7 separate regions of the Homo sapiens genome follow, and all the other regions are linked to region 1. Evidence: chromatin loops called from intact Hi-C (ENCODE). Cell type or tissue: mammary epithelial cell. All regions are shown on one strand. Each heading gives the region's core, and the rest is flanking DNA. Links, peaks and the distances in the headings are about the cores only.

The links. Hi-C counts contacts between places; a loop is a spot of excess contacts. Peaks named below come from ENCODE experiments on the same cell type or tissue, not always from the same donor. Only the 100,000 strongest peaks of a DNase experiment are listed, where the experiment ranks them.
Region 2: a loop joins it to region 1, with 14 times the contacts of the local background. A loop is called at or near these places in 7 of 110 quality-filtered maps.
Region 3: a loop joins it to region 1, with 3 times the contacts of the local background. A loop is called at or near these places in 2 of 110 quality-filtered maps.
Region 4: a loop joins it to region 1, with 14 times the contacts of the local background. A loop is called at or near these places in 35 of 110 quality-filtered maps.
Region 5: a loop joins it to region 1, with 7 times the contacts of the local background. A loop is called at or near these places in 16 of 110 quality-filtered maps.
Region 6: a loop joins it to region 1, with 9 times the contacts of the local background. A loop is called at or near these places in 14 of 110 quality-filtered maps.
Region 7: a loop joins it to region 1, with 4 times the contacts of the local background. A loop is called at or near these places in 5 of 110 quality-filtered maps.

Annotation. Positions count from the first base shown.
Region 1 is chr13:73,706,805-73,710,804 of GRCh38, reverse strand. All of the region lies in intron 7 of KLF12 (KLF transcription factor 12), which reads left to right. Among named protein-coding and RNA genes, the nearest start is that of LINC00393, 47 kb to the right of the region's middle. In mammary epithelial cell, for the core only: a CTCF peak has its summit at 2,228 (motif pointing right); a DNase peak (open chromatin) is centred at 2,234; H3K27ac peaks cover 844 bases.
Region 2 is chr13:73,336,369-73,340,872 of GRCh38, reverse strand. No RefSeq gene overlaps it. Among named protein-coding and RNA genes, the nearest start is that of LINC00392, 230 kb to the left of the region's middle. In mammary epithelial cell, for the core only: no CTCF peak of the experiment used is centred there; DNase peaks (open chromatin) are centred at 2,292 and 3,802; H3K27ac peaks cover 2,336 bases.
Region 3 is chr13:73,463,193-73,467,696 of GRCh38, reverse strand. No RefSeq gene overlaps it. Among named protein-coding and RNA genes, the nearest start is that of LINC00392, 99 kb to the left of the region's middle. In mammary epithelial cell, for the core only: a CTCF peak has its summit at 1,979; DNase peaks (open chromatin) are centred at 956 and 1,916; H3K27ac peaks cover 2,858 bases.
Region 4 is chr13:72,838,179-72,842,682 of GRCh38, reverse strand. All of the region lies in intron 9 of PIBF1 (progesterone immunomodulatory binding factor 1), which reads right to left. Among named protein-coding and RNA genes, the nearest start is that of PIBF1, 58 kb to the right of the region's middle. In mammary epithelial cell, for the core only: a CTCF peak has its summit at 2,646 (motif pointing left); a DNase peak (open chromatin) is centred at 2,652; H3K27ac peaks cover 292 bases.
Region 5 is chr13:73,076,264-73,080,767 of GRCh38, reverse strand. It overlaps KLF5 (KLF transcription factor 5), which reads right to left. Exons shown (of 4, transcript NM_001730.5): 4 at 3,230-4,504. Among named protein-coding and RNA genes, the nearest start is that of KLF5, 20 kb to the right of the region's middle. RefSeq lists an enhancer at 4,428-4,504. In mammary epithelial cell, for the core only: no CTCF peak of the experiment used is centred there; no DNase peak of the experiment used is centred there.
Region 6 is chr13:73,226,431-73,230,430 of GRCh38, reverse strand. It overlaps the pseudogene RNY1P8. Among named protein-coding and RNA genes, the nearest start is that of KLF5, 170 kb to the right of the region's middle. In mammary epithelial cell, for the core only: a CTCF peak has its summit at 1,711; no DNase peak of the experiment used is centred there; H3K27ac peaks cover 489 bases.
Region 7 is chr13:73,542,363-73,546,866 of GRCh38, reverse strand. It overlaps LINC00393 (long intergenic non-protein coding RNA 393), which reads left to right. Exons shown (of 4, transcript NR_184171.1): 3 at 26-67; 4 at 193-966. Among named protein-coding and RNA genes, the nearest start is that of LINC00392, 20 kb to the left of the region's middle. In mammary epithelial cell, for the core only: a CTCF peak has its summit at 2,505 (motif pointing right); a DNase peak (open chromatin) is centred at 4,226.

The DNA of each region.
Region 1 (4,000 bases), core at 1-4,000:
ATGACTTTTCCTTTCACTTGAACACTTAGGGTTACTAACTGGCCTAATTTCAATATTGTTGTGTCTCAAGGAATAGGGGGGCTCAAGAAGAGGGAGTAAGATGGGGTAGCAGCTGGTCAGTGATGCAGTCACAACACACACAACATTTATCCATTAAGTTTGCCGTCTTGGGTACAGTTCATCGAACCCAAAACAATTACAGTAGAAACATCAAAGGTCACTGATCACAGATCACCATACAAAATATAATAATAATTTAAAAGTTTGAAATATTGTGACAATTACCCAAGTATCACACAAAGATGCAAAGTGAGCACATGCTCTTGGGAAAATGGCGCCAGTAAACTTGCCTGACATAGGATTGCCACAAAACTTGAATTTGTAAACACACACACACACACACACACACACACACACACACACACAGACAATATCTTCGAAATGCAATAAAGTGAAGTGCAGGAAAATAAGATATGCCTGTATATGCAAAAATGGTGTTAAGTTTTTTTTAGCAGTTTACTCTATTGGGTTATCTAAATCAAAAACTGCTAACAACTGTATCTTGTCTATCCCTTGTACCTATAATAGATTTCTTTTAAACCTAAACATGCCATGTTGTATGTGTGGTTGGAGCTGTCCCTTAATGATGGCTTTGCTTGGAAGTAGTGTGTTCCCTATCACTGAAAGTGTTGAGGCACAGGCTGGAAATACAGGACAGAATCATTATTCTGAGGTTGCACATACTTTTTCAAGTCTAAGAAATAATTATTCTATATTCATTTTCTTGATTTGGGCCCATTATTCTAATAAATTGAAATGACTTGAAAGTTCTCCCTACCCACTTTGCTTTCATTATTTTTGCTGTCTGTTTCAGCTTCTTCATCTGTGCCAGGTAATTGATGAATGTATTGAATGGGATGCGTTCAAGGAAAAAACCCTAAGACATGATCCGAGAGGCCTCCATTCAGATAGGTCTTAATTCTTTAAACAGTAGCCAGAATCCACCTAGCTCTCCTGTTTCCAGCTCACATTTCTCTGCCTCACAGTTAAATCTAAATGTCCTTGTGAAATACCTGCCCAAAACCAAGATATGTCAAATCCATTCATCCACTTAGCAGAGAGATAGTTACTATGTGCAGTCATGGCTTCCTTGAACTATTATCAGTCAAATAACATTATTTTTAGAAAGAAAAAAAGTGAAATTTGGTTGATTTTTCTGTAACTAGTTCAAAATGAGCCCATCCTGACTTCTGATTTATAATTATGTATAAGATTTTGTAACAGTGTTCAAAATGAAATCAAAACTATTTCTATAGGGAATCAGGTTGGTTTGCATGCTCTTAGTAAACATCTTCTTAGCCTTACCTTTGCTTCAGGCATATTGAGTAAGTTACTTGTGTGTGACCAACAATTAATTTGGAATTTGGGATTATACCAGTTGACTTACGAGAGCCATGCACGCTATGGGAGGGGAGTAAGTATCAGTGAGAAACTTGCTTTGAGAAAGTTAATTTTGCCTTTAATGCTTCATCTTTTTGTACCATATAAGTACCTGATCAGTCATCTTTTTATTTACAACTTAGTAACTTAAACATATTTGTAGGTATTTGAAAGAGGTACATTTTCTAGATATTAGCAAAGAATTTAGAATAGAAAAAGAAATGCTGAGGAGTGCCTTTCTAAATTAAAAATAAGTATATTTTCATGAGTGTACAGTTTAGATAATAACACGAAGATGTGACCAAGTATTTTTGAATGAGTTTATTAATGCCTGCTTGTGCTTAATCATTTAAGGCATGTCAAAAAAAGGAAAAAATATATCTCAGCCATCACATACACATTATTGTCAGCAGGTTAATTATTTATATCCACTGTCTAAATTGTGGGTCTCTGTACATGAAGCAGTTTACAGAGTATTTAAATAAATATGCATATTCACAAATAAATATTAGTACTTAAATGAGTATGCATTGCCATTTAAATTAATATGGTCATTTAAATATGTGCTATACAAAACAATTATGCACTATGGATTCCCTCACGTTAAGAGTTCTATTGCTTATTAACTGATTTGCATTTGAATTTTAGAAGAAAATAATTTTGTGAATTTGGTTTTGCCTTTTAGAATTCTCACTATTTTCTAAAAAATAAATGCTCTAGTAATTTCTACAATGCAGTAAAAGCAAGTAACATTCAGGCATCAGTGATTCCTACAGCCACTAGATGGTGCACCAGAACCAGATGTTGGGTCTAGTCTAGAAGAGGGTCTGAAGAGAAACTAGAACTCTAACAGTATGTATGACATGACATTAAAATGGAACAATGACACTGACATTATCAGTGTTCTGCAGAATATTACAATTTAATGATGAATTTTTTAAAAGGCAAAATAAAGATAAAATCAAATTTTTTTTGCAAAGGAATTACAATATGTAAAAATAGTCTGTTCAAATGAATCTGGAAATATTTTCTATCCCCAATTGACATACTGTTCTCTGATAAATTTGTGAGGCCCAGTAGGTAATCCTGTATAATATTCATTTTAATTCATATGAAAGCCATACACCTCTAACCTTAAAAATTAGTAAACTTAAGGTAGTCACATTTCTTAGGAATTATTCATATCTGAATTTTGTACATTAAGGAAGTTTATTCATATAGACACTTAAAAATATTAAGCAATTCTGATTTAATGGTTTCCAGAGTATGATCTTCCCTACCTTTATGAAACCACACATTATTTAATAATTTTTCTCTTGATGAATGAAGTCTCTGTAATTAATATCAAATACTATTACATGTTTATTCCATTAATTATATTTGATTACATATTTGGAATGCACACACACATATGTACACACGCCCCTCCACACATAGCGATCCTAAATGATTGCAGATTCTGTCTTTTCTCACTTTCTTACTTGCCTCATCATTTCTTGCTGCTATTCCAGTATTTCTTGCTTCTAATTTGAATCTTCATCTTCATTTACTGGATGAGATTCTGAAGTGGTTTGAGGATATTCCTACAAAGAAAATCAGGGGCTTTGTGACAGCTGTGCATCCTGGTGGCCTTTTGTTCGCAGGTGCTTGTGGTTGCTAGATCTTAACTTCAGACGAGTGAGTGCTGCTGTTCATGACTTCACATCTGTATTCATTAATTAAATAGCTCATTCCACATAAAGCTCCATTTCAGACCCCCCCATCTAGGTTCCTTGTTAGATAAAGCATAGTGCTTAGTGATGCCAAGATAATAAATCATTTAAGAGCACACTGACATTTTTCAAGGAAAAATCCTCTCCCCGTAAGTTGTTTGTAAGTCCTGATCAAATAGCTCATGAATATGAGCTATATTGGTAACTGCTGAGACATTAGAAAATATAATAGAAATATCACCAAACTTGAAGTCCAGAGACAAAAGTTTCAATCTCTTTGGCCCCTAACTTGTTAGTGAACTTAGACAAACTACTTGTGTGAATCTCAGGTTTTCTTTTTTACCTTTGAACACAAACATACCTCTTCGAGTGCTTTACATATACTCATCACACATGTAAATCCCTGGAAAGGAGCAAGGTTAGGGCACGTGGACATGGGCAGGTATTAGGAAAGCAGTAGAGCCAGGATTGAAACTCTGGTTTCTCTCGAGCCTATGCTTTTCCTTATATCTGGTCTCAGACTAGTTTGCTGATAACCTACGAGTCTTCTCTCTTCACTGGAACCGTGCTCCTATGCATGTCTACCCAGCAGTACCTACCTGTTCAGCATCAGCCCTTCAGGGACGGTAAAGTAATGAGAGAGCAAGAGACTTTAATCTGTTTTTAAGGCTTTAATTAACATAGAGTGGTCTTTCTCCATAGTCTACTAAAATTTTGTTAGAAGCCAGTGAGAAGATGTGGACCAAAAGCATTAATCATTAAATAAAATTAAATAGGCTGCTCTTGAGTGCTTGTTTGGCACACAGCTCTTTGAATGTAATGGGTGCTGTGTACAAATGAAGACAGCA
Region 2 (4,504 bases), core at 233-4,232, 370 kb after region 1:
AAGCCAAATGTCCATCAACAGATGAATGGACAAGAAAAATGTGATTATCTACATACAGTCTTCAAAGGGAATGGAATTCTGGCACATGCTATAATATGGATGAACTTTGAAAACATTACATGAAATGAAATAACGAGACACAAAAGGGCAAATGTTGCATGATTACACTTATAGCAGGCACCCAGAACAGTAAAATTAATAGAGTTTTTTTTTAAAAAAGAGAGGTTATCAGGTGCTGGGGGTAAAGGGGAATGGGAAGCTATCATTTAGTGGGGACAGTTTCTATTTGAGATGATGAAAAAGTTCCAGAACTGGATCACGGTAATGGTTGTGCACAACATTGTGAATGTACTTAACGTTGCTGAATTGCACACTTAAAAATAGTTACATTGCTGGATTTAATATTATGTATATCTTACAACAATTTTAAAAATTAAATATATAAAGAAGTGCAATGCAATTTATTCAAAATGAAGTAAAATGCCACGTACATAAATAATTTCTTCATTTGTTGCATAGAGAAAGGACCTGGGAAGCAAGTTGGAGAAGCTCAGGCTACAGATATTCTAGCCTGAGGCTGTGGACTGTGTAAGGCCAAATCACCGCTTCAGAAGATCAGTCAAAACCACAACAATGGCACATTAAAAAAAAGTAATAATTTGATTGAGTAAATATTTTACTCTTCAGGCAATTGTCTTAAATGTACAGCTTAAGAACTGAGAAATTTGGCCGGGTGCAGTGGCTCATGCCTGTAATACAAGCACTTTGGGAGGCTGAGGCTGGTGGATCACTTGAGTCCAGAAGTTCAAGACCAGCCTGGGTGCCATGGTGAAACCCCATCTCTACCAAAATACAAAAATTATCTGGGCATGGTAGTGCATGCCTGTAGTCCTAACTACTTGGAAGGCTGAGGCAGGAAGATCACTTAGCCCAGGAGGCAGAGGTTGCAATGGGCCAAAATTGCACCACTGCATTCCAGCCTGGACAACAGAGGGAGACCCCATCTCAAAAGAAATGAAGAAGAATTGAGAAATTTATGCTCTTACTCTGAGACACGGCCAATTACTCCACCTTTATGCTTTTCCCTCACAGTGACTCAGTTAGCGAACACTGTAGTTGATTTATTAAACTATTTTATTTTTGTCACTTATAGGTACAAATACAACCTCCTAAGTCAATATACAAATATATTTTGCAGAAAAGTATCAGACCATAGATCCATAGTTACTAGCTACACCACCTCCCTAGAGCCTCAGTTTCCAAATCTGTAAGATGGGGATACATATGCTGATACAACAGAATCAACCTAAGAAGGAAGTAATGGGAAAATACCACCTCTGACACATTAGGAGGACCCTAAAATTTTATTATTACATGAAGGAGTGAATATAAATAAAGCAACTAAGAGAAAATAGGGAAAGACAAATGTCAGAACTTTCTTCAGGCAACTGTATTCAACATGTCATCAACACAAGATTTCATATGATCTGTGGAAGCTTTTACACAAAATGGGTGTGGAGATTTACAAGATTGAGCCTGAAAATAACTGATGCGCTCAGACATCCTGTATGTTGTACTAATTCTAAAATAATCAAAGCAAAAATAAACAAAATGACACCCGTAAGATATACAGACAAGATGATACAGGAGAAACCATACATAATTGGATAATAACTGCCATGACTATGAAGAGCATGCAATTGTGAATCATAAAACACTTGTTTGCTGTGGTTTTTTTTTTTTTTTGGTCCCTTTCATGGAAAAAAAGAAAGTTTGTTTTTCTTCAAAATAAAAACACTGGTTTGTAGGTTTGAATTGATTTTTTTTTTTTTTTTTTTTTTTTTTGCTTTTTGTAAAAAGGTCAGAGTGACTATTAACCCAAGTATAAAACAATAATAGTTTCCGGCATGGGAAATTTGATTTTTAAACAGAAGGAAACAAAAAAAGACCACCTTGAATCACTGAAGACAAAATAAAGAAAACAGTACATGCTTCCAACTTGCATGTTATAAAGAATTTTGATCACTTTGGAATTAGCGCTGGAGAAAACATTATGTGAATGTTTGTTTTCCTGACACTTTAAAAGTTATTTCTTATTTCCAAATAAGAAAGGAACATACTTCCCCAGAAAAAAAATTTTAAATAGAAAGTTAAATGATCTTTGGATTGTTGAACAGGAACTTGACTAAACTCTGCTGGTTCTCTAATTTAAACTACATGAAACTTAAGGTTGCATAATGGTAATGATAACATGAGCAGTGCCAGAGAAACAATATTTTGCTTGGATCCATGGCAATGTCACAGTCGTCACACGTATGGAACAAGCCTCTGGAACATTAGGTCATGTTTACCTCATCAGGTAAAATTCAGGAAGGATAACTGCAGATCGTTGTAGTCTGGGAGTTAATGAATTTATTTTAAACTCACTTCTCACCCTTCTAAATAATAAATGTAGTCCTGAGCTCTAAATTACATTTTCTCAAGAATCCATGTTTTCTTTAATTTTAATATATTTGCAGTGATGAATCATGTCAGTTATTCTGAAATGATGAAATAGCTTCATTTTCTCTATATAATCGTCATCTACCTTGATGACTCTGGAGGAACTAAATGTTTCTTGTTTAATTTCTACAAGACTTCTTCATAAAAATCAGTTCACCCATATCTGCTTAAGATAAATATTAAAAGATAATATCTGCTTAGTTCAGAAAGTACAAATACCATCAGGTTCAACAATATTATTTAGATTGCTAAAATTGTAATTCTGTTAACCTATTTAAAAAGAAATATAGATCTATTTTTTAGATGTCAGCTTTTAAGAGAAAAACTCTTTCCTTAAAGTCAGTTAGTTTAAGCCACCCCTTTGTTTTAAAAGAAGTTGGAAGACTTCATATATATATATATGCATATATATATACACACACACATATATATGTATGTGTCTATATACAGCTTTGTCATTAACTAAATGAAGATAAAATGTGAAAAGAAAAATACTTGCAGTATAATTATATTGTTGAGGCAATTCTTATAGTGAAACAGAACCAGGTAATTGTAGAGTTTAGAAAGGGAATCATTCACATTCTCAGACAGTGATGCTTCTCTGATTAGGATACATGCCATAAATCTTTCTCATTCACTAAATTTCTTAATGGATATCTTAATGAAGATAGCTCCACATACCGGTCTCAGGTTAAGTCAGAGGAAGAACTGTAACAGTGATAATAGCTTGCATGTACACAACTGCTACTTTTTCTGTAGTAGAAAATCCAAATTATTCCATTTATGTGGGCTTGAAGTGACGGTAGCACTGAATAATATTGAGGGGAGGAATGACTTCTTAGTAAGTACAAAGATTCTAGAGAAACTTCTATTCAAGCAATGGAGATCAGTAGTGTTCTGCCTCTTTTAAAAACTGAAAGGACAGACAGGAATTGATATAATAGCAGAAGACATTGTATTCCTTGGAAGAATGTTCTAGTGCAAAGTTTTCTGATGGAAGAGATTCTTAAGGCATGAAGTAGGTATGGACTCCTCTCCTCTCCAGTTGAAAAGACAGAATCTGTCAAGCTGGAATCATGGTTCTCAACCAGGACATTTGGGAACATCTGGAGGCCTTTTTGATGGTCACCACTGGGGTGAGGGTAGGGGGTCTTCTGGTATGTAGTGCATAGAGGAGGCCAAGGATGCCACTAAACATCCTATAAAGCACAAGACACTCCCCCAACATACACAGGAAAGATCACCCAGCCCTGCATGTCAATAGTGCTGAGGGTGATAAATTGTGAATCAGAATGATACACAACAAGGATAGGTAAACTTTTTCGGTAAGAGGCCAGATAACAAATCTCTTAGGCTTTGCTGCCACATAACCTCTGCTGCAATTACTCAACTTGGCCTTTGTAACACAAAGTAACCATAGACAATAGTGAACAGGCATGGCTGTGTACCAGTGAAATTTTATTTACAAATACAGGTGGCAGAACCCCATTGGCCCTCTTGCGTTAGTGTGCTGTCTCCCGATAGAAGTCATTTCTACCCTTAGAGATTCCTCAAATTCTTATTTCTCGAATTGGAAAGAATTCCAGTTGGCACAATGACCCTTTGATAGAAGTCTAACTGTAGGAATTACATCCAAGATGAGACAGGATCTCTAGTTTGCAGCAGGAAAATGGAATCTGTAGAATGACACAAATTTTTTAAAAGTTACTCTCGTCTTTGAAAAGAAATACTTTTTTAACTAAGATTTTGCAAAACAGATTTAAAGATTGACGAGCTGGTCAAAAAACAAAAACAAAACAAACAAACAAAAAACAGAAAACAGACAAATGAACAAACCAGGGTACATAAAAACACACTAGTTTTCTAAACCAGAGATGCTTATTTTCTAGCACATGGTGCCATAGAGAGTTGACAAATAGATTCATGGGGTTTATAAACTTGCTGAAACTGAACAGAAAATGGTGTGTGTGTGCGCGTGCATCCTCATATATATGATATTCTT
Region 3 (4,504 bases), core at 284-4,283, 240 kb after region 1:
TCCACACATTAATGAGACCCAACTTAATTCCATGGAAGTGGTGTGTGATGGTAAACACAGGAAACCTAGGATTTCTTATAAGCTAATGTTTCACACTGTGCAGAGAGCAGCTGTCAGTCTGGGCATTTATATTTTAGCAATCCTCTTGGACAAGACTTTTAAACTACAACCAAGATGCAGGTGGCAGGATGCAGGAGACATGGCCTTCAGGGGAAATTTACTCTGCAATTTCTCAGCAGGGCTGGACTCTACTCAGTAATTATTCCAGCTCTGGGGAAATCCTAGATCTTGACAATTCTCCAGGAAAAGGAGGTGGGTGGAGCAACAATGCTCTTCCGCCCCCAGAAATGCCTGGTAACTTGGAATCATTGGAGAGTGCCCAGCTTGTTCTGGGAAAGAACATATATCCTAGCTAGAGTTAGTTCTTCCACTAGCAGTAAGACAGCCCTTCCCCTATCTTAGCCACGTCAGCAGTTTCCAAAAATCTGTCTTGGGAAGACAATAGTGCTAGTGCCACAGCTACCCATATAGCACCTTTATACAAACACACAAAAGGCACCCCTCTGGGCCAGTGTAGCCTCACCTCAGGGTGTATGGCCCAGTGAGCATGGTGCACACGGGATTTTAGCCCCAGCCTGCTACCTTCTCCACTGGGTGCCCTTGTGTGAGGCACAGCCTACAGGTACAGTAGCTCTGACTTATACTCTTCACTTGCTGTTCTCATTCAAATATTATAAACAAAACAGCAACCATCGGGTGTTTCAGGCTTAATATTTGCAATCTTCAGCAACACCTTGATAACAGTCCATTAAGTGAGATCTGCTGATAGTAAGCCCCCTGATTAAACCTTTGGCTTCCCAGTTTGCCATATCCTGTCTGCTTCAGACACATCATTACCCAGGTTATAAGCTGATGTGTCCAAGATAAAGCCTGACTTTAAGATGACTCTCACAGTGGTTTATTTGTAAGACACGTCAGAAAATTTCAAATTATTTTAAGCCTGTCTTGCATGACTTCATGTTGCAATCCTTACCTGTTATAATCTTCAAGTCATGAAATAACTTTGCAAAAGAATTGTTCATGTACTGTAACACAATTCTAGAGAATTTCTCCTGAGGTTCGTCGAGGTTACAAGAAATTTTTTAAAAAGGGTGGCAGCACTATGCTGAAAATATGTTCCCTTTTAGCTAAGCCACCAACATAAACCATATGTCACTCGTTTCTCTGTGGAAGAAGTGTCCTTTGCAAGGGCAGCCTTGAAGGCACAGGGAGCACAGACGGTCTCTCTCCTCACAGGAGAGAAAAGAGTACCAGGTTGCTGACTAGAAAGGGTTAAACAAGCAGTGGAGAAATGGAAACAGATAAGAACGATTCTTGTCATTTCTTTGCTGCATCCTTGCCTAGCACTGTGCCTAGGACAGAATAGGTGCTCAATGAATGTTTACTACATGATTAATTAATCATCGATTACCATTGCACAATGACCTTGGGACATATGCCACCATCCAGACTCAGTTTATTTATATGTGGAAAATCAATCCAGGGTTTTTAGCTCAGTTTTGGTTCATGCCTTGAGAGACCAAGATTACTGGCTTAATTTTACACATTCCAAAATGGATTCTATTTTTCTCACTTTTAGACACAGTGAACATGACTATGATCACGTGTGCGTCAACTGCATAAGCATATCCTGACAGGTTTGAAAAAATAATAGCTATTTAATTTACAAAGAATGTTGCTATTATTAAGGACATGTCAGTTCCAATGGATTAGGGCAGATCATCACATTTTACAAACTGCCAACATGTAGTGACACTTTCCTCTATAGGATGAGTTTCATCAGATTGAAGTGCTGGTTTCTGGTTTATAATTCAATCCATTTCGCTGACTCACAGAGGGTGGAGTAAAATGACAACGTCCTTTGGTCCTTCAGTCAGAGTTTTTCTTATTACTGGGTGATTATGCATTTATCTTCTTACCACATGAGGTGCTGTGTAAAACCATGGTCAATAATTACCACCCTGAAACTGACTTTTATGTACCCTAGAACTGCCCTCACATAAACACGTTGGATCAGAGAAAACAAATGAAACATAAGACTGTCATTAAACCAAGAAAGTTTGGAGGGACAGGAAGAAAGAAAAATACCATGGCTGTGCCAGCACAAACGTTGCCCAACAAGAGACTTCAATAGCCAGCCACCTTCACTGTCAGGTACATTATGCACAGCTACAGTTACTGCCTGTTGTAAAGGGAAGAAAACACTGGCCAGATACAGCATAACAAAGCTTGCATTGTACACACAAGTATATAGGATATAAATATGGAAAACCAAATGCTATCTCTGTTGAAAGAAAATAGGAGGCCTTTAGTGCGGGCAACTGTCTGAACCGGGAAATTAGGTTTAGACTTAAACCTTCCTCTCTCTCCCACACTCCTACTTTTTGAGGAGTTGGTGTTCTCTGATACTTTTGGCCAAATGTGTACAGACAGCTGTTGAAGTGTGATAAGGGATTTATGCCCTTCTAGAGTAGGCATAAAGGACTCCAGAGAACCTGGGGTTGTGTGACAGTTCAGAAACTACCAGTAGATACAATGACAATGAAATTATAAACTCCCTGTAGTGCTTTTTATGTTTAATATATGTTCCTTTCTAGCTAAGCCCATTTAAAATTAGGAACAATAGACCTTTGCCAAACGCTTTGGTAGTACTGCCTCTGTGTGCTGTGCCAATGACAGCCCTTACCTCCTCCCTAAAAGCAAAAACAGTCCAGACGTTGACAGTCATCACTTCCTCCCTTTTCTTCATGGTTTATGCCCTAAATGTACATCCTTATATACAATAGTACAGTATTTATTTAAAATACTTAAAAATAAATGTCTTTGAGGGCTCTCAAATTACAGCTTCCCCCCTCCCCCTTTTTTGCTTTTTGCAATTTGAAGAAATTGAGTGATTTGGCCTGTGAAGTTTCCTGTAGACTGGATTTTGGTGATGTAATCCCTCTAAGGTAATTCCAGCTTTTTTTTTCCTGGTCTCTAATTTTCTGAGGCTTGATTCTATTTAGGTTTATTCTTTTTTTTTCCGAAATAAGTTTATGGGTGGCAATGTGTTTTTGCATTGGGAGGCACTTAAAAAAAATTAGGGGCCAGGCGTGGTGGCTCACACCTGTAATCCCAGCACTTTGGGAGTCCAAGGCAGGTGGATCTTCTGAGGTTGGGGGTTCAAGACCAGCCTGACCAACATGGAGAAACCCCGTCTCTACTAAAAATATGAAAATAGCCAGGAGTGGTGGCACGTGCCTGTAATCCCAGCTACTCAGGAAGGCTGAGGCAGGAGAATCGCTTGAACCGGGGAGGCGGAGGTTGCAGTGAGACAAAGTTGCGCGCCACTGCACTTCAGCCTGGGCAACAAGAGCGAAACTCCGTCTCAAAAAAAAAAAAAAAAAAAAAATTAAAAACAGTTTAATTTAGGAAAGATTGATTTTTAATAGATTTCCCATTTAATATTTGAATAAACAAAGTGCAGTTGGCCCTCTGTATCCATGGGTTCCACATCTATGGATTCAGTTTGCTGTGGATTAAGAATATTCAGAAAAAAAAAAAAGAAAATAACAATAATAAAAACAATGCAAATGAAAACATACAGTATAACAACTATTTACTTAGCATCTACATTGTATTATAAATAATCATAAGTAATCAAGTATCATACGTAATCTAGAGATGATTTAAAGTATATGGGAGGATGTGCATAGCTTATATGCAAATACTGCACTCCATTTTATATATGTGACTTGAGCATCCACAGATTTTGGTATCTATGGTGGGGTGGGGAGTGCCCGGGAACAAATTCCCTACAGGCACTAAGGGATGACAGTATAGCCAATTCTTGAGTATCTGTGTCAATAAAGGAAAATGGTAGCATACTGATGGAAAAGAAAAACAATCAATGAATCCTGAATATTTCTCCTTGAAAAGTGTTTCTGTATTTACATTTTACTGTAGGTATGCCTCAATCCTGGAGATTTGAAATATTTAAACAAATTAATGAAGCCCTAATTCTGGAGAAGGTGGAGGACAAGCCATCTCCCCCATTCCATTAGCTGCACAACTCCTCCCCACCCCTCACTTTGTGCAAAAAACTGACAGTGTTGACAGTCAACACTGCACAGCATGGATAATGAAAACATGGCACATATACACAATGGAATACTATTTAGCCATAAAAAGAATGGAATCCTGTCTTTTACGGCAACATAGATGAACCTGGAGCCATATTATGCCAAGTGAAATAAGCCAGGCAGAGAAAGACAAATACCACATGATCTCACTCATATGTGGAATCTAAAAAGGTGTTCTTATAGAAGTAAGAGTAAAATAATGGTTACCAAAGGATGGGGAGGGAAGTGGAAAAGCCGGATAGAGAAAGATTGGGTGCAAAACTCAGGTCAGATATAAGTTTTGCTGTTCTATTGCATAGTAGGATGATGACTGGAATTAACAG
Region 4 (4,504 bases), core at 213-4,212, 870 kb after region 1:
CTAATGAGGACATACACTTTTAAAATGATGACTGGAACCTCTGTACACTAGTTAAATTCACCATTGTAATACAATACATATACTCAACTAACCTTTGTAAATAGATTCAAGATTCAAAGTTGTTTAATATCACTCTAAGATTCTACATAAATTTCAAGTTTATATCATTAAAGTTTCTTCTTGAGTACTTTTGGAAGATAAATTGTGGTCAAGATGGTTTTTATTGATTCGGCAGGAAAATAAAATCACTAAAGCAATACTAATTGTTGCACTTAAAAGCATCTTTTCAATCTCTTTTTCTCTACTGCCTACCCCCTTTCAAACAATTGTAAAGCTATTTCAATTTCCAGATTCTGTACTGCATCAAGAGCATCATGAATACCTCTATTATCTTTTGTAGAGCACCACTCAGAATAGCTCTGTGTTTACAGTTAACAAGACCACCTTAAATAAAGGTAGTTTTACTTTATGGAAAAACTTAATCAGCTGAATTTATCTCCCTTTACCTTATTATCTCATAACCTAATTAGGAAACATAAGCTAGCCATCTTATGCAGAAATTTAGACAGAAAAGAATGGCATGTAGACCCTCTACGTCTGTATTACGTCATTTAAGAAAACTGGTTAAATGCTATGGAGATAAACACTTAAGAATATATATTTTGTATTAGTATCTTCTAATGATAAATAATCCCATAATATTATCAGATGACTTTTATATAATGGTGATTTTCCTTAAACTGTCAACATAACAGATGAAAATATTTTCTTCAAGTATTCTACATAGGCACAAGGTACCAAAATAACTCATCTACATCTATAATTTATAATGTACTTTTTGCATATATTATTTCATTTAGACCTCACGGGCCACCCTAAAAAGTATTATTAGTTAGTTATTATTATTTTTTGAGACAGGGTCTCACTCCATTTGCCCAGGGTGGAGTGCAAATGGCATGATCTTGGCTCAGTGCAGCCTTGACCTCCCAGGCTCAGGTGATCCTCCCACCTCAGCCTCCTTAATAGGACTACAGGCCTGTGCCACCACGCCTGGCTAATTTTTTTTGTATTTTCACTAGAGACGGGGTTCTGCCATGTTGCCCAGGCTGGTCTCGAACTCCTAGACTTAAGCAATCCATCTGCCTCAGTCTCCCAAAGTGTTGGTATTACAGGTGTTAGCCACCACACCTAGCCTATTAGCCCATTTTATAAAAGAAGAAATTAAACTTCAGGGATATTAAGTGACTTATCTGCTGAGCTAGTAAGTGGTAGAACCAGGATCAAGTTCAGTCTTTTGATCCAAATCTCTTTCATAATATACTCCCACTCACAGAATGTCTTATTTCCAAATGCATAAGAGGGTCCATAACATTTCTGTCACATAATACCTACTAAGCAAGAAGTTATTTATATAATACATCTCAGCACTGTAGTACCTTTCACTCATTTCCTACAGCTCCAAAGTGGAATTTTAAGTAACTAGAAAATACAGAAAAGACAAAAAAGCTTAATTCACAAACTGGACCAAAGCATACATACATATTATAATTTCAACTACAGTATGTTTGATGTATCTAAATATCCAAGTTCTCTCTTCATTTATAATTGCCCTTTTCTTAAGTCTTTATATCTTCTACTCTCTTTCTTTTCTCTCAATACTTTAACTTCAAGAACTAGTGGAATGACTGCAGGTCAGATACCAAGATTGGACAGAGTAAGTTCCATGTGCCTTTTCCATATTAAAGAAGAGAAAAGAAAAAGTATCCTTTTAATATCCTCCAATGTATAGACAACAAATTAAAGGCAAAATATATTTCATTAATCATCATTTCAGTTTCTTTAGAAAATGTTTATTGGGGCCGGGCATGGTGGCTCACGCCTGTAATCCCAGCACTTTGGGAGGCCGAGGCAGGCAGACTACCTGAGGTCAGGAGTTTGAGAACAGCCTGGCCAACAGATGGTGAAACCCCATCCGTACTAAAAATATGAAAATTAGCCGGGCGTGGTGGCGCGAACCTGTAATCCCAGCTACTCAGAAGGCTGAGACAGGAGAATCGCTTGGACTCGGGAGGTGGAGGTTGCAGTGAGCTGAGATCACGCCACTGCACTCCAGTCTGGGTGACAGAGCAAGACTCCGTCAAAAAAAAAAAAAAAAAAAGTTTATTGGGGGAGAGATAAGGAGACCAAATATAAATATGCAAGTGTAAGTACTTCATCCATTTCAACTTATTGTAACAGCACACTTTGATAAAATACTAGTAATTAACATAATTACACATCTCAGGCCAAAGCAAAAGATTAATTTACCTAAACACACACACACAACCTTAAATGTGTAAACTTATTATGAATTTCATGTTTTATAACAGGAAATATTAAAATTCTTTCTTTAGCCATTTTAAGTTCTAAGATTTCAAAAGAAGTAATTTATAATTTACTTTTTACTGTGTGGAAGATTAGTATGATACAAGCTCTAACTACAGTTAAATCTGCCATAATGAAGAAACTATGATCCCCAAAGATTACATAAAACATAGAGTTGGATTACTGTGAGATTAAAATGATAAAGGCAAGCCTGTACACCTAGCTAGTTAGGTGTCCTGTGAAATTCAAATTCATCTGGGCTCAGGCTGCAATTTGGCACCACCTGGTGGCAATTGTCCACTCTAGCCTCAGTATACATCCAATCAATTCTGAGCCCTGTGGCTGGCTGGGGCATCCACAGGGCAGCCCCAATCCCAGGAATCCCCTGGTTAGGTAGTGTCCATTTTGATGTGGATAGGGGGTCAGAAGAACACTGGAGACAAGGAGACAAGGACATCTGCTTTCAGTTTTCCTACTTCCAGAAACGGCTCTGTTGGTTGTTTCCCCACACAGCCTTACCTACCAACCTACCCCTACCAACCACATTTATGTTACAATGGGATAAACTTTAAAGATTTTTTTTTAAAAAACAGCAAAAACCTAAAAAATGAGGAAATTTTCAAGATGATTACATACCAAAGTTTATATGGCTATGTGGATTGCTTAGGAATAACCATAGGAAGTTCCCATATATTTTAAAGTTATTATATCAGTCAACAAAAGCCTATTAAATCCACAACAGAATTGAACCACAGAACCAACAGTACTTATTTGTAAAATAGTAATAATACTATCTATACCACAGGCCTCTCTAATTCCCAGATCTTTCTCTTGAGGTTCAGATTCTTCTACAGTCAACTCTTTTATTTGTAGATGCCACAGACACTTCAAGTGAAACAACTAAATTTATCATGTTTTCCTATTAAAGCTTTGTATTTTCTAATGTTTTAAAAACTATATCACTATTTATGCAGCTGTTTAATTCAGAAACCTTGCTGACATCCTTAACGAGTTCTCATCCAACCAATCCAATCTAGTCACTGAGTCCTGTCGGCTCTGTCTCCTAAATACTTTTCCAACCTGGCCCATTTCTCTCATCTTTACTGATACTAATCCAGTTCCATTATCACCTCTCATCTGGATAATGGAAATAACCTCTAAAAGTAGACCCTCTCTGTCTAACAGGCTTATGCCATTCCAATCTATTCTCTACATTACAGTGATCTTTTGATATAAAATCAGATCAATTCATGCCTCTTCTTAAAATCTTTCAATTGTTCCCCACAGGTCTTACATAATGGTCCAAATGCATTCTTTGGGCCCATTTCCTGCTTCTGTTTCATCTCTTTTAACTCCCTGCCTCTCAGTCTATCCTTCAGCCATACCGAATTAGTTTGTTCAAAAAGCTTCATTTTGTCCTTTTTGTCCTACTTTCAGGCTTTTATATATGCTATATATTCATTCCCCCAATTTCCTTTCCTTCCTTAGTTCATAGTGTTAATGCAAACTAAATATGGCCTTAAGAAGGACTCCGTACTTCTATATTTGAGTCCGTATTGACAAACTGCAACCTAACTTAATAGGCAGACAAGATAGAAAACCTAACTTGGGGGTATGTGCCTGTAACAACAGCTGAGTCTGGGCCAACCCCAGCAGCCATACTTCAACCATTCATACACTGCTGAGTGTTCAAATAAGTTAAACACCAACCTATAACAAATCCAGCTGTTTCTGTATCTCACTTCTGATTTCTGTATGCCACTTTACTTTTTTTGTCTATAAATTTGTTCTGACCATGAGGGACCCCTGGAGTCTCTCTGAATCTGCTGTGATTCTGGAAGCTGCCTGATTTGCGAATTGTTCATTGCTCAATTAAACTTTAAATTTAATGTGTCTGAAGTTTTACTTTTAATAGTAGTTTTAGTCAAAAGGGGCAGTTCTTCATTTATGAAGTCTTCCCCAATTCCTCCCAAGGCTAGGTTAGATACACAGGTGGTCTCATCTTTTATCCTATCATTTTGTCCATCATCATCATACTTATGATAATTGTTTCTCTATTTGTCTTTACCCTCCATTAGACTACCAGCTTTGTGAAGACAAAGGTCACCACTACCTATGATGTCTAGCATTTAGCTGGCAA
Region 5 (4,504 bases), core at 245-4,244, 630 kb after region 1:
CTCAGCCTCCCAAAGTGCTGGGAATACAGGCATGAGCCACCATGCCTGGCTTTTCTTCACTTTTTTTAAACTAACGCTTTTCTTTTAGTAGTTGTAGATTTACTGAAGTATTGCAGATAATAGAATTCCTCTAACCCCATTCCCAGTTTCCCAGGGGGAAACAGCTTACATTAGTATGATATTAACAGCTTACATTAGTATGATACATTTGTCACAATCAATGAATTAATATGGACACATTACAGCCGAAAAGGGCATGGTGGCTCACACCTATAATCCCAGGATTTTAGGAGGGGAAGGTGGGTAGATCACTTGAGGTCAGGAGTTTGAGACCAGCCTGGCCAACATGGTATAAAACCCTGTCTCTACAAAAAATACAAAACTTGCCGGGCGCAGTAGCTCACTCCTGTAATCCCAGTACTTTGGGAGGCTGAGGCGGGCAGATCATGAGGTCATGAGATCGAGACCATCCTGGCTAACACGGTGAAACCCCGTCTCTACTAAAAATACAAAAATTAGCTAGCTGTGGTGGCGGGCACCTGTAGTTCCAGCTACTCGGGAGGCTGAGGCAGGAGAATGGCGTGAACCCAGGAGGCGGAGCTTGCAGTGAGCCAAGATCGCGCCACTGCACTCCAGCCTGGGCGACAGAGCGAGACTCCATCTCAAAAAAAAAATAAATAAATACAAAAATTAGCCGGGTGGCACACACTTGTAATCCCAGCTACTTCGACGGGCAGGCAGGGAGGTGCTGAGGTGAAAGTATCACTTGAACCCAGGAGGCAGAGGTTGCAGTGAGCCAAGATCACGCCACTGCATTCCAGCCTGGGCTACAGAGCGAGACTCCATCTCAAAAAAAAAAAAAAAAAAGATACATTAGTGAAATTCTATACTTTATTCAAATTTCCTCCATTCTCCCCCAGTGCCCTCCTTCTGTGCTAGAATCCCATCCACATGCCACATGACATTGTATCGTCATGTCTCTTGACTTTGACAATCTGTCAGACTTTGTGTTTGATGGCCTGATAGTTTGAGGAATACTTATCAGGTATTTTGTAGAATATCCCTCAATTGCAGTTTGTCTGATGTGTTTCTCATGATCACGCTGGGGTACATGTTTTCAGAAGGAGAAGCAAAGTTCCATTTTCATCACATCATATCAAGGGTACACACTATCAGCGTGACTTATCACTGCTGAGGTGGACCTTGATCAACTGGTTGAGGTGGTGAGGGCAGACTTACCCACTGTAAAGCTACTCTTCCTCCTCTCCTCCTTTCCACAAGGTAATCTTTGGAAGGAAGTCACTATATGTAGCCCACACTGAAGAGTAGACAGTTTTCTTCCACTCTTTGAGGGTGAGGTATCTAAAAAACTTACTTGGAGTCATTCGGCACAGATCTCTCTCTTCTGTTTATGCAACCATTTATATCAGTACAGACAAAGGGATAGTTTATACTGTATTATAATGCAATCCTGCTTTACTTTGTTGCTGACATACCCCGATTATTGTAGGGTTCTTTTTTTTTTTTTGACAGGAAGTCTCACTCTTGTCCCCCAGGCTGGAGTGCAATGGCACAATCTTGGCTCACTGCAACCTCTGCCTCCTGGGTTCAAGCGATTCTCCTGCCTCAGCCTCCCGAGTAGCTGGGATTACAGACACCTGCCACCACGCCCGGCTACTTTTTGTATTTTTAGTAGAGACGGGGTTTCACCATGTTGGCCAGGCTAGTCTTGAACTCCTGACCTCAGGTGATCTGCCCGCCTCAGCCTCCCAAAGTGCTGGGATTACAGGCATGAGCCACCGCGCCCGGCCGGGTTTTTTCATCGCTTCCTATATTCCTTCTGATATACCACTTTCTCACACTACAGGATGCTCCGGACTTGCATGTTTCCCACTCCAATCTTAGAATCAGCTGTTTCTCTAAGGAGCTCATTTTTTAAAAATTGGACAATGGTATTAGAAACCAAGATCTAGGAAACCGTCATTCTCAGCAAACTAACACAAGAACAGAAAACCAAACACCGCATGTTCTCACTCGTAAGTGGGAATTGAACAATGAGAACACATGGAGATAGGGAGGGGAACATCACACACTGGGGCCTGTCATGGGGTTGGGGGCTAGAGGACGGGTAGCATTAGAAGAAATACCTAATGTAGATGACGGGTTGATGGGTGCAGCAAACCACCACAGCACGTGTATACCTATGTAACAAACCTGCACATTCTGCACATGTACCCCAGAACTTAAAGCATAATTAAAAATAATAATAATAAACAAATAAAAACAAAACCTAGGCCTGGCGCAGTGGCTCACGCCTGTAATCCCAGTGCTTTGGGAGACCAAGGCTGGTGGATCACTTGAAGCCAGGAGTTTGAGACCAGCCTGGCCAACATGGTGAAATCCCATCACTACAAAAAACACAAAAATTAGCCGGGCATGGTGGCACGTGCCTGTAATCCCAGCTACTCAGAAGGCTGAAGCAGGACAATCCCTTGAACCCAAGGCAGAGGTTGCTGTGAGCCACGATTACGCCACTGCACTCCAGCCTGTGTGATAGTGTCAAAAAAAAAAAAAACACAAGATGTAGGTTCTAGGTGTACTTGTTGCTGCGGAATAAAACCAAATCCTAATGATTTTTTTAAGTGTTACACCAATTCTTCTTGTTTGCCTCTGATGACACAGCCTCCAGACTAGCACATGCAAGTTAACTCTCTATGGTGTTTTCAACTAAGGATGCTTAAGGTCTCGTGCATTACGTGGCCAGATAAGTATTCGTGAATTATGACTCCCTTTATGCTAATTTAAAAAATAAATCCCCCAGCTGGGCGCAGTGGCTCACGCCTGTAATCCTAGCACTTTGGGAGGCTGAGGTGGGTGGATCACGAGGTCAGTTCACAAGACCAGCCTGGCCAATATGGTGAAAGCCCACCTCTACTAAAAATACAAAAATTAGCCAGGCGTGGTGACGTGCGCCCGTAATCTCAACCACTCGGGATGCTGAGACAGGATAATCACTTGAACCTGGGAGGCAGAGGTTGCAGTGAGCCGATATTGCGCCACTGCACTCCAGCCTGGGTGACAGAGCGAGACTCCGTCTCAAAAAATAAATCCCCGTCTTATGTAGGTACGGGTTCAATGTGGCTCCTCTACAAATGTGTGGAATTGATTTCTCACTAACCGCCCTGATCAGACTCTTTATTGCAGGTAAAGAAGAAAAGCACCACATACATCTTTTAGGCACTTTTTATTTTCCAAAAAAAAAATTGTCGTTAATATATAAACATCTCATTCTCTCAAAAAATTCTACAACTATACAGCTGTTTGCTCCATTATTTGCATAGGAAATGACCACAATACAAAAATAAGAGGGAAAAAGAAGCAAAACAGCAACCGATTTCTGCTTTTCATGTAGGTGTGTTTCCACGTATAAACATTTTGAAGCCTCTTACAAAATTATTTACATCGTTTGTCATCTATTTACATCTTTTAAGAGCAACTTTTCTAACAAACAAAACTATAATTTATCAAGTTATGAAAATTGTCTTCTAAAAAAACTTACTATATTACCACAAAATAAATAAAGATAAACAATATTTTAAAAACAAAATTAAATTTTCATTTCAATTAAGACCCCTTTTGGCATTTTGCTTATTTATTCTGCCCTTTGGTTAACAGCATCAGCATCACATTACTATTTTATATTGCATATATGTAGCATTTGCTTCCTTAAGTTTTCAACATATCATTTATATTTAAAGGCAGACACTGAGTCAGTATTAATAGATTAACTAAACTGCACTGTAATTTAGATAAAATTACTGTGTCTCACTGTGTATTACATGCAAAATCCACATAAATTGTCATTTAACCAACAGTACTGCACGAGCGAACATCTCGATATATGAAAACTGCATCATCAATTCAACGTTTTGGTACTTGAAACTGCATCATAAATGCAACATTGTCATATGTGAAAACGACACCCTAAGTCCTTCTTTTTAAAAATGACATTGCGTTTAGCTTATTGTAAGAGGTTGAACTTTTGTATTTTGTAACTATCTTTAAGCTCTTCAGTTTATAATTCATATAAAATGCCTTTTGTATTTAAAATAATCCTATTTTAATCAGTGCATGAAATTTGCTTTTTTAAAGTTCATTTGAATGATTATTCCTTCCCTCTAAAGAAATGATTTTGGTAATGTTGAGAGGTACCTTACCACAAATCCTAACTGTAAGTGTATTCATGGTTATTTTCAAAAGAATTATGACTCTTCCCCAAAAGAATCCTAAAAAACTTGTAATAAACCTATAAAGCTGATTTGCATATTTACAAAATTTTGAATAGCAAATATAGGCAACTCATATATGTATATAATTTTTAAAAACCCACACATTTGTTCAATGGCTATTTGTGAATTGCCAGGTATACTGTATCTCTAAGGAATTACCTACTATTGAAAAAAACTACTCAATGCCAAGTAAAATCTTGACATACAATCCATTC
Region 6 (4,000 bases), core at 1-4,000, 480 kb after region 1:
AGCATACATTTTGTGGAGCTGCTCATCCCAGGCTGGCAAGACCCTGGAACTGAGGATCTCAGGTACCCTGCGCATCTCCTTCACTTCGCCCTACTCCCAGCCCTGTCTAGTCAAATGGGTATAGACCTTGCATTTTTTTCAAATATTTGCCTTTAATTGTCCTGGTTCTCCAGTTCAACTGCCCTACTTCTCTCCTACTCATTCTTTAAAACTGAATTCAAATGTTACCTTCTTTTGAAAGCCCTCCACGGCTGTTGTAGCTGACTGCTACCTCACCCTCTGCAGAATTCCTCCTCACACTTACGTGGAGCTCCCTTGAGGCACATTAAACTCTTTATTTTGTTTCTTTATTTTATTTTATTTTATTTTTATTTATTGAGGCAGAGTACCACTCTGTTGCCCAGGCTGGAGTACAATGGTGGAGGTTGCAGCAAGCAACCTGGGTTCAAGCGATTCTCCTGCCTCAGCCTCCCGAGTAGCTGGGACTACAGGCATGCGCCACCACGCCCAGCTAATTTTTGTATTTTTAGTAAAGATGGGGTTTCATTCTGTTGGCCAGGCTGGTCTCAAACTCGTGACCTCAAGTGATCTGCCCACTTGGCTTCCCAAAGCGCTGGGATTATAGGCATGAGCCACCATGCTTGGCCTCTTTGCCATGTTCCCTATTACTTATACATTTACCTGTGACAGGCTGTTAGTTTCCTGCTCTGCTGTATACCTTCCCTTTCACTTTGGTAACGAAACCTTGATAGATAGATGGATACATCTACTTAGCTAAAAGACTATATTTTAAGCCTCTCTTGAAGCTAGGAGTGGCCATATGATTAACTAAATCTTGGCCACGCAGTTATAATGAAGTATAGATTTCCTCAAAAATCTCAGTGTAAGGTAAAGGGTATACCCTTCTCATTCCACTTTCTATTTCTTCATGTATGGAAAGTGGATGTGATGGCTGGACTTCCAGCAGCCATTTTAAATCACAAGTTCAATGTCCTCACTCTAGGCAGGTGGAGAGGAAAGCTGGAAGATCCTGGAACACTAACAATACTGGGAGTCTTTAACAAGCTCTAGACTGCCTCCCTCCAAACTTCTTTTAAAAGGAAGAGAAATAAACCAGCATCATTGAAACCACTGTTACTTTTTGCTTTCTGACATGTGCACCCAAACTTAATTCTAATTAATATAAAATTTGATACCAAAAGAGAGCTACTGCATTAGCTAAAATGTAGGATTCACTTAAAGGAGGTGTCTGAGTGACATAGAAAAGGTAAAACTATGATTGCATCTGTGAATAATCACTGCATTCTAGCCTGAGCAACATAGCAATACATCATCTCTTGGAGGGGGGGAAAATAAAACTCTTGCAGACTAGGGAACTGGTGATCCTAGTAAAAACAGTGACTAGCAGAACATTCAAAGGTGCCAACCAAGCCTGTGGCATTAGTGAAAATAGTATGAAAGTTTTAGAAGGGTGGTGTGTTTTGGCAAGTTCTGATACTTTCAACAAAATCCTACACAAAAGAGATAAACCTAGGCTAGAGCTAGTCAGTCTGCCAGCAGAGTGGAAGGAAATACAATTTTGCTAAGATGCCACAGCCAGCAGCTAGGTTAACAAGTCTAATGTGGAACATTTTCAGGCTGAAAAAGCTGACTACATCCTTACTTCAAAGTGAAACTATTATGAGCCACAGCCAGAGGCAAGAGCACAAGCCACCTTGTGGTTGTGCTATATTGTGGTTGATATATCTTATATCTTATAAGATATAAGACCATGACCCCACACCTTGTTCAAGCCTTCCCTTCAGGAATTTTCTATAGAACAAGGAAGCAGCAAATTTGCAAAGATCCCCATGCCTATTTTTCAAATCATCTCAAGTTAATTTGGGGGAAGAGAAGTTGGCAAAGCACAAAGGCCCGTATGTAATAAACTAGAGACTCTAGGCTCAAAAATTATATGAAAACAGGACCTCTGGTTCTGGTTATTCACATACAGGATGGAACAACAGCAAGAAGACTGGAAGCCCCTCAGATTTTTAGGGAACTGTGTTGCCAATGAAACCCCAAGCCTGGCATCATGATGTTGCAATCCCTAAAACAATCCAAGTCTCCAAACTTACACCAAAAAGAGGTGGGTGTGAATGCAGACCCCAAGAACAGTGTACTTTATAATGCTCACCTTGGAAAGATCACAGAGGAGAGGGGGCCAGAAAGAGTGTCTGAGAAGGTAAAACCAATGGCCAACAAGGACAACAGCCATGATAATAACTCCACTGCCTAGGCTGGAGTCTTCACTGTTCTGGCTCAGCATCATTTAAAAGTTGCTATGGCCCTCAAATCTTCTATTTTTCTCCTTTTCTGCATGGATACTGATATGGTTTGGCTGTGTCCCTACCCATATCTCATCTTGAATTGTAGCTCCCACAATTCCCACATGTTGTGGGAGGGACCCAGTGGGAGATAATTGATTCATAGGGGCGGTTTCCCTCATACTGTTGTGAATAAGAATAAGTCTCATGAGATCTGATGGTTTTATAAGGAGAAACCCCTTTTGCTTGGCTCTCATTCTGTCTCTTGCCTGCCACCATGTAAGGCGTGCCTTTTGCCTTCCACCTTCTACCATGATGTGAGGCCTCCCCAACCACGTGGAACTCTGAATCCGTTAAAGCTCTTTTTCCTTATAAATTACCCAGTCTTGGGCATGTCTTTATCAACACCATTAAAGCTCTTTTTCCTTATAAATTACCCAGCCTTGGGCAGGTCTTTATCAGCAGCATGAGAACAGGCTAATACAGATACTATATTGCAGTCACTATGTTCCTACTGCACCACTGAATATTGGTGCGATGGGCAGATAATTTTTTGCCAGACCATGATGATCCACACTGGGCACACTGGGATCTGACAGAGCCAAATGCACAACATGCAAAGATCTTTAACCTTGAGCTGGAGATTCTAACTGCATTGCACTTTGGGGTGTGTGCATTGGGAAGGGTGAAGGGTCTTGTGTGACAGGAAAGATGAAGTGAATATTTGGGGAATCAGTGGAGCAGGCTGGAGGAGACTGATAGTTTCTTACTCACTCTTTTTTTTTGTAGCAGAACCCTGAGGTTTTTTTTAACTGGGCATATTACCTATTGAATAAGCAGTGGAAAAACACTTGATTTTTTTTTTTAACACTAGTTAAGTGCAGTAGTGAGAAGTGGGGAAAGAATAGAACAAGGAAGTCGATCTGTCACTGACTGGGAACAATCAATTGAGGTAACTCACTACCTTATGGACCAGCCACAGTTGAAAATTTTGATTAGAATAATGCTTTAGGAAGATGACTCCAGCAACAGCAGATAGTCTTCATTAAAGGAGGGAGAGACTAAAAGGACAGATTCCGGATAGAAGGCTGTTGCAACATTCGAAGAAGAAGGAATGAGACCTAAACAAAGCTGGACACAAAATGAAAAGGGCTATGGGGACAGAGACTTGCAAAGTTGATGCTGCTCGATTTGGTGCAGAGGAAAGGAAAATACAAAATATGACTCCATGATCCCATTTAAATGTCCAGTGAGTGGTCATGTCACAGAAACAGGGAAACAAAATGAAGAGCAAGACCAAACCAACCAAAATAAGCTCTGGTGTGAATACACTAAGTGTGAGCTGTTGGCAAGACACCCAGTTGGATTCTGACACGTATTTAAGAGTCATTGAGGACAGAGACGTAGACTGCAGACTGGAAAATTATCTGCCAAGGATAATAATTATAAGAGAGACGTCGAAAGGATCATCATGAGAAAGTTGTTAGAAAGAGTAGAAGGCCAAGAACTGCTTACCAAGATTGAAAAATGTATTTTCAGAAGTTATTTCTTGTTTGGCCAGTCAAGTCTGGAAGAGTGGTTCTCAAAGTGTGGTCCCTAGATCTATAGCCTCAGCATTATATGGTGTTACAGACTGAATTTTGTCCCCCTCAAAATTTATATGTTGAAGTCCTAACTGCCAGTACTTCAGAATA
Region 7 (4,504 bases), core at 245-4,244, 160 kb after region 1:
CTGTCTCTTCTTCTGTGCCCCACAGGTTTGGAGGTCAACTGCAGTGAGGTCTCTATACCACAGAGTGGTGAGTCCCCAAGTCCCGGTGAACTTAGGAAATGGGCATTATCCTCTGGAAGACGTTTATAGAGGTGACTTTTTTGGTAAGTCCCTGGGACTCCTGTTGACATGGGAATTACTTTCTTCCCTCAGTTGTTGGCGTCTCACATGGCCATTCATCAGCTCAATACAAACAAGTCTTCACGGAGGTGGAGTTTCCTCCTCACCTGTTGCTAAACCAGGCAGCGTGGATTGGCATATTCACTGACTTCATGGCACGAAGGCCTACAAAAGCGGAACAACTTTTCACCAGTGCAAAAATGTTCCAAAAGATACTCTCTCTGTCCAATACACTTGTAAGTGCATTCTAGAATATAAAAAATAGAGAGAGATAAATGTTCTGTTGAAAGATAATCTCCCAAAATATAAGTTTTTATGTAAGACAGTGCTCTCAAGTCATAAATGGTAAATTCTTCTGAAAGTCACAGAGGAAATTACTCTTAAGACCTCTGTCTTGTTAAGTTATCATAGTAATAAAATCTCAACCTACTAAGGTAACTTTCTAAACATGTCAGAGCTTGAAAGTCTCTTGTAAACCTCTAAATACAAAGAAAACCTAAGTTTATTTATTGAAGTTCAAGCTGTAGAAATCTGACAGCTTTGAGGACTTTAAAAGATACTGAATCAACTGCTATAAAAGGAAAACAGTCTTGACAATTTTAATTCATATAGTATTACAACTGAAGAAACTATTTGATGATTTATGAAGGGCACATTTGCCGGCTGTGTTTTGGAGTTTTTGCATGAAAAGTGAATTTGTACTCAGACTGTTTGCATCTTCAAAGACCCATGAGCTTGGCTGTAGGGGCATGCAACATTAGGTTTGGAAATATATGAAATAAATATTGCTATGCCTTAAGAATGTGATTTAACTGTCAATTTGCTTTGATACGTAGGTTTAAAGTTTTGGGTTATTTTATATATGCTATTCATGTATATCTGTATTGGAGGCATCCACTCGCTGCTTTAGAAGCTCCTGGAGAGTAGAAATTGTCTCCATGTAGCTCTCAGCAATTAATAAACACTGAAGGCAACTGGGCTTTTAATTCTTTTTAATGCTTAGTTACTTAATTCAATATCTACTCCATTCTATTTGGTCTCAAGTGTATTGTGTGTGAACAGAATAAACAAAAGACTGAATGAATGAAGTCAGATGTAACTTAGACAAAGTTTCTGGAATGGCTCCTTAATAAAATCCTCTTCAAAGAATAGGATCCAAACAAAGAGAGGACACATGATTTCTGAAATTAAAATCACTGTCTAATTGGAGAAGATAAATGTACCCACGTGATTCATCCAGAGACTAATTACAAAGCAGCCTGTGAGCAAGTCTAAGATTGTTTAGTATACACTAAGTGTGCGGTTGCTAAACAGACGATGTGCAGATAAGCATCAGCTATGGGCAAGCGGTGGTCCCTGTCTTCTCCTGAACTCCTACCTTCTATTAATATTTCAACATTCCTCTTCCTTGGGAACTTATTCTCCAGGAGCTCAATCACTTTATGAACAAATATAAGAGAGACCTATGACACCCAAGATTTTCCCTTGTATTCCCTTTGAAACCAATATGTGTTTTGTTTCTTCTTGAACCAAACCATCAACTTTGCCATTATAACCTAATGGAGAGGGAAATTAGTTTAATGGGTCAGGTGATCTTTGAGTGTCTCTCAAATCATTGAATGCAATCAACTTTCTTTCCTGCCTGCTGGCTCCATCTGTAATCAGCAGAGATTTCTTGTACAGAGAAGAGTAAGGGGCACCTTCCTGAAAGAGCTGTGTTTGTATGCAAGGCACAGGAAAAACTGATGCTCTAACCTTCAGTGATGTGGTGAGGACTTGTCTTGGGCATAAAACTTAAGTCAGCACCAAATAACACAATAATCAGGATAGATAGTATTTTAATGCAATATTTTTAAGATAAAATATATGCAAAAATATTCATGATAAAAAATATCAAAGTTTTAAATAAAGACAGGATCAATACTACTGATTTTTTTCCTTTTGCCTTAAGCTCCAATATGACTTAGCATAGCAAGGTTACTAGTTCTATTTAAAAAAAAAATTAGTTTTGCTCATCGCGGATTTTCTTGCATTAATCTTAACTTTAAAAAATTTCGTTAAAATATTATTTGTCTTGATTATTGACATTTTTTATTGCCCCCTTAAGTTTTTCACCTGAGATAAGTGACTCATTCAGCTTACTTTTCCCCACTGATGATAAAGAGGAAAAGAGGGAAGATAAATTGCTATGGGGTACAAATGACGAATGTAGTTTCCAATAATGTCAGAATATTAAATTTGAGTTTTCCTGGAATGAAACAATGATTTAGAAAAAAGAAAGAAAGAAAATAATAGATCTGGGATATAGTGATATACCTGGGAATTCTCATAGCCACAAGAGGGCATCAATTAAAATTTTGAGAGAATATGCACTCCAAGAGAGTATGGAAGGAAAAAAACAGAGAACTAAGGACTTACCTGAGGAGTTACCAATAGTTCTAAATGACAGATCTTTCTCTATGGATTATTGTACCCAAAGCATATGACATTCTAGAACAGGAGTTCTTCAACTTGCACATGCATCAGAATCTCCTAGAGGGCTCGTTGAAGTGCAGATTGCGGAGCCCACACCCAGGATTTTATTTCAGTAGATTTGAGGTGGGGGCTGGCATGTCTAACAAGTTCCCAAGAGATACTGAGACTTCTTATTCATGGGCCACACCTTGAGAGCAAGCGGGCTAGAATAAATAGACTCTATAACACAGTGGTTTGTTCAAAAATTTATGTAGTAAAATACTCTATAGAGAAATCAAATTGTATCATTTCTTACTATAAACTCTTAAGGAAGAAACTAAAGTAATTCTTCCACCTCCCTTCCAAGACTAGACAGTAAGGGCAATAAAGAAAGAAAACTAGTTGGAGTAAGATAATAGAGAGTGGTGGAGATTGTCAACTGGAGATTACGTGTCCAGTCTAAAGGTATTGAAGTTTAATTAAAACAAAACAAATCACTATGTGAGACAAACAATTTCTGCCTTTAAAATTCTGGGCCCAACAAGAATATTAGACTGGATTGCCTGAGGCCAGGTGCAGTGGTGCGAACACTTTGGGAGGCTGAGACAGGAGCATGGTTTGAGGCCAGGAGTTTCAGGCCATTCTGGGCAACATAGTAAGACCCTGCCTCTACAAAATATTTAAAAATCAGCTGGGCATGGTGGTGAACACCTATAGTCCTAGCTACTCAGGAGGCTAAGGTGGGAGGATTGCTTGAGCCCAGGAGTTGGAGGTTACAGCGAGTTATGATCTTGCCACTGCACTCCAGCCTGGGTGACAGAGAAAGACCCCATCTCTAAAAATAAATTAAAAATAAAGAAATAAAAATAAACTGGATCACCTGAAAAAGAAAGGCTTTGGAGGCTTGCTGATTTAATATTTGGGAAGGGAACAACTAGGTTACTGGTAAATTGGTTTGACTCTTCAACTGAGGAGAAAAAGGGGCTTAGGGTGCACAAGTGACATAGGTCAGCGCCATTAAAATGCAGCCCCTTATTGCTGAGAGGACTAAGAACTGTGTCCTGTGACCTAGGAAGCTCTGATGAGGGTCTCCAAGTCACGTGTGGCTGGAAAAATTGGAACTGCCAGAGAGCAGTCCATCTGTGAACAAGCCATTGAAACATGGGCTGTGGCAGCCACAAGTAAACAGAGATTGAGGAATGATGCTGTTGTCCTCCATCATCCTGTACCCCCAAATCTTGAGGTCCTTAGCCCAAGGTAGATAATGAGGGTTCTGAAAATCACTAAGTTTGAAGTTCTCATCAATCTTGAAAAATAAAAAGCTCAATCTATATTTAATATAATTTAGCAAAATGGGGAAATGTGACATTTTTTGCATTCCAAGTGTTAGAGTAACCCATACTTTTTCAGTTAAAGAAGACAACTTGATAGCAGACCAGCCTAATCTGAAGTACTAGCTTGACAACTGTTAGTTTATAGAGTAATATATGGAACCCAATCTGTCTACCCCCCTACTCCAAGAATTTGCTGAGAAGACATCAGTTTCATTCCTGCTTCCTTTAGCACAAGGTGGTACAACCTGTTTTCCACACTGCAAAGGGTGAGTCAGCTGAGAATTATATAACAGTTTGGAGTATGCCAAGCAAGTTACCAAAAAGGGATACATCTCATGGTTAGGCATAGGTGCCTGAGTGGATCTCAGTGTAAATAAGCTTCCAAGCAGGCTGCCTGGGCTCCATTTTTAGCCTTAAAACCCATGGAACAGAGAGAGATTCATGGGATGATAAAATGTCCAATAAACTGAAATAATTCAGCAGAAGAAAGGGCTAAGAACCAGAGACATGCAGGTGCTATGGTCTGAATGCTTGAACTCCCCCAAATTTCATATGTT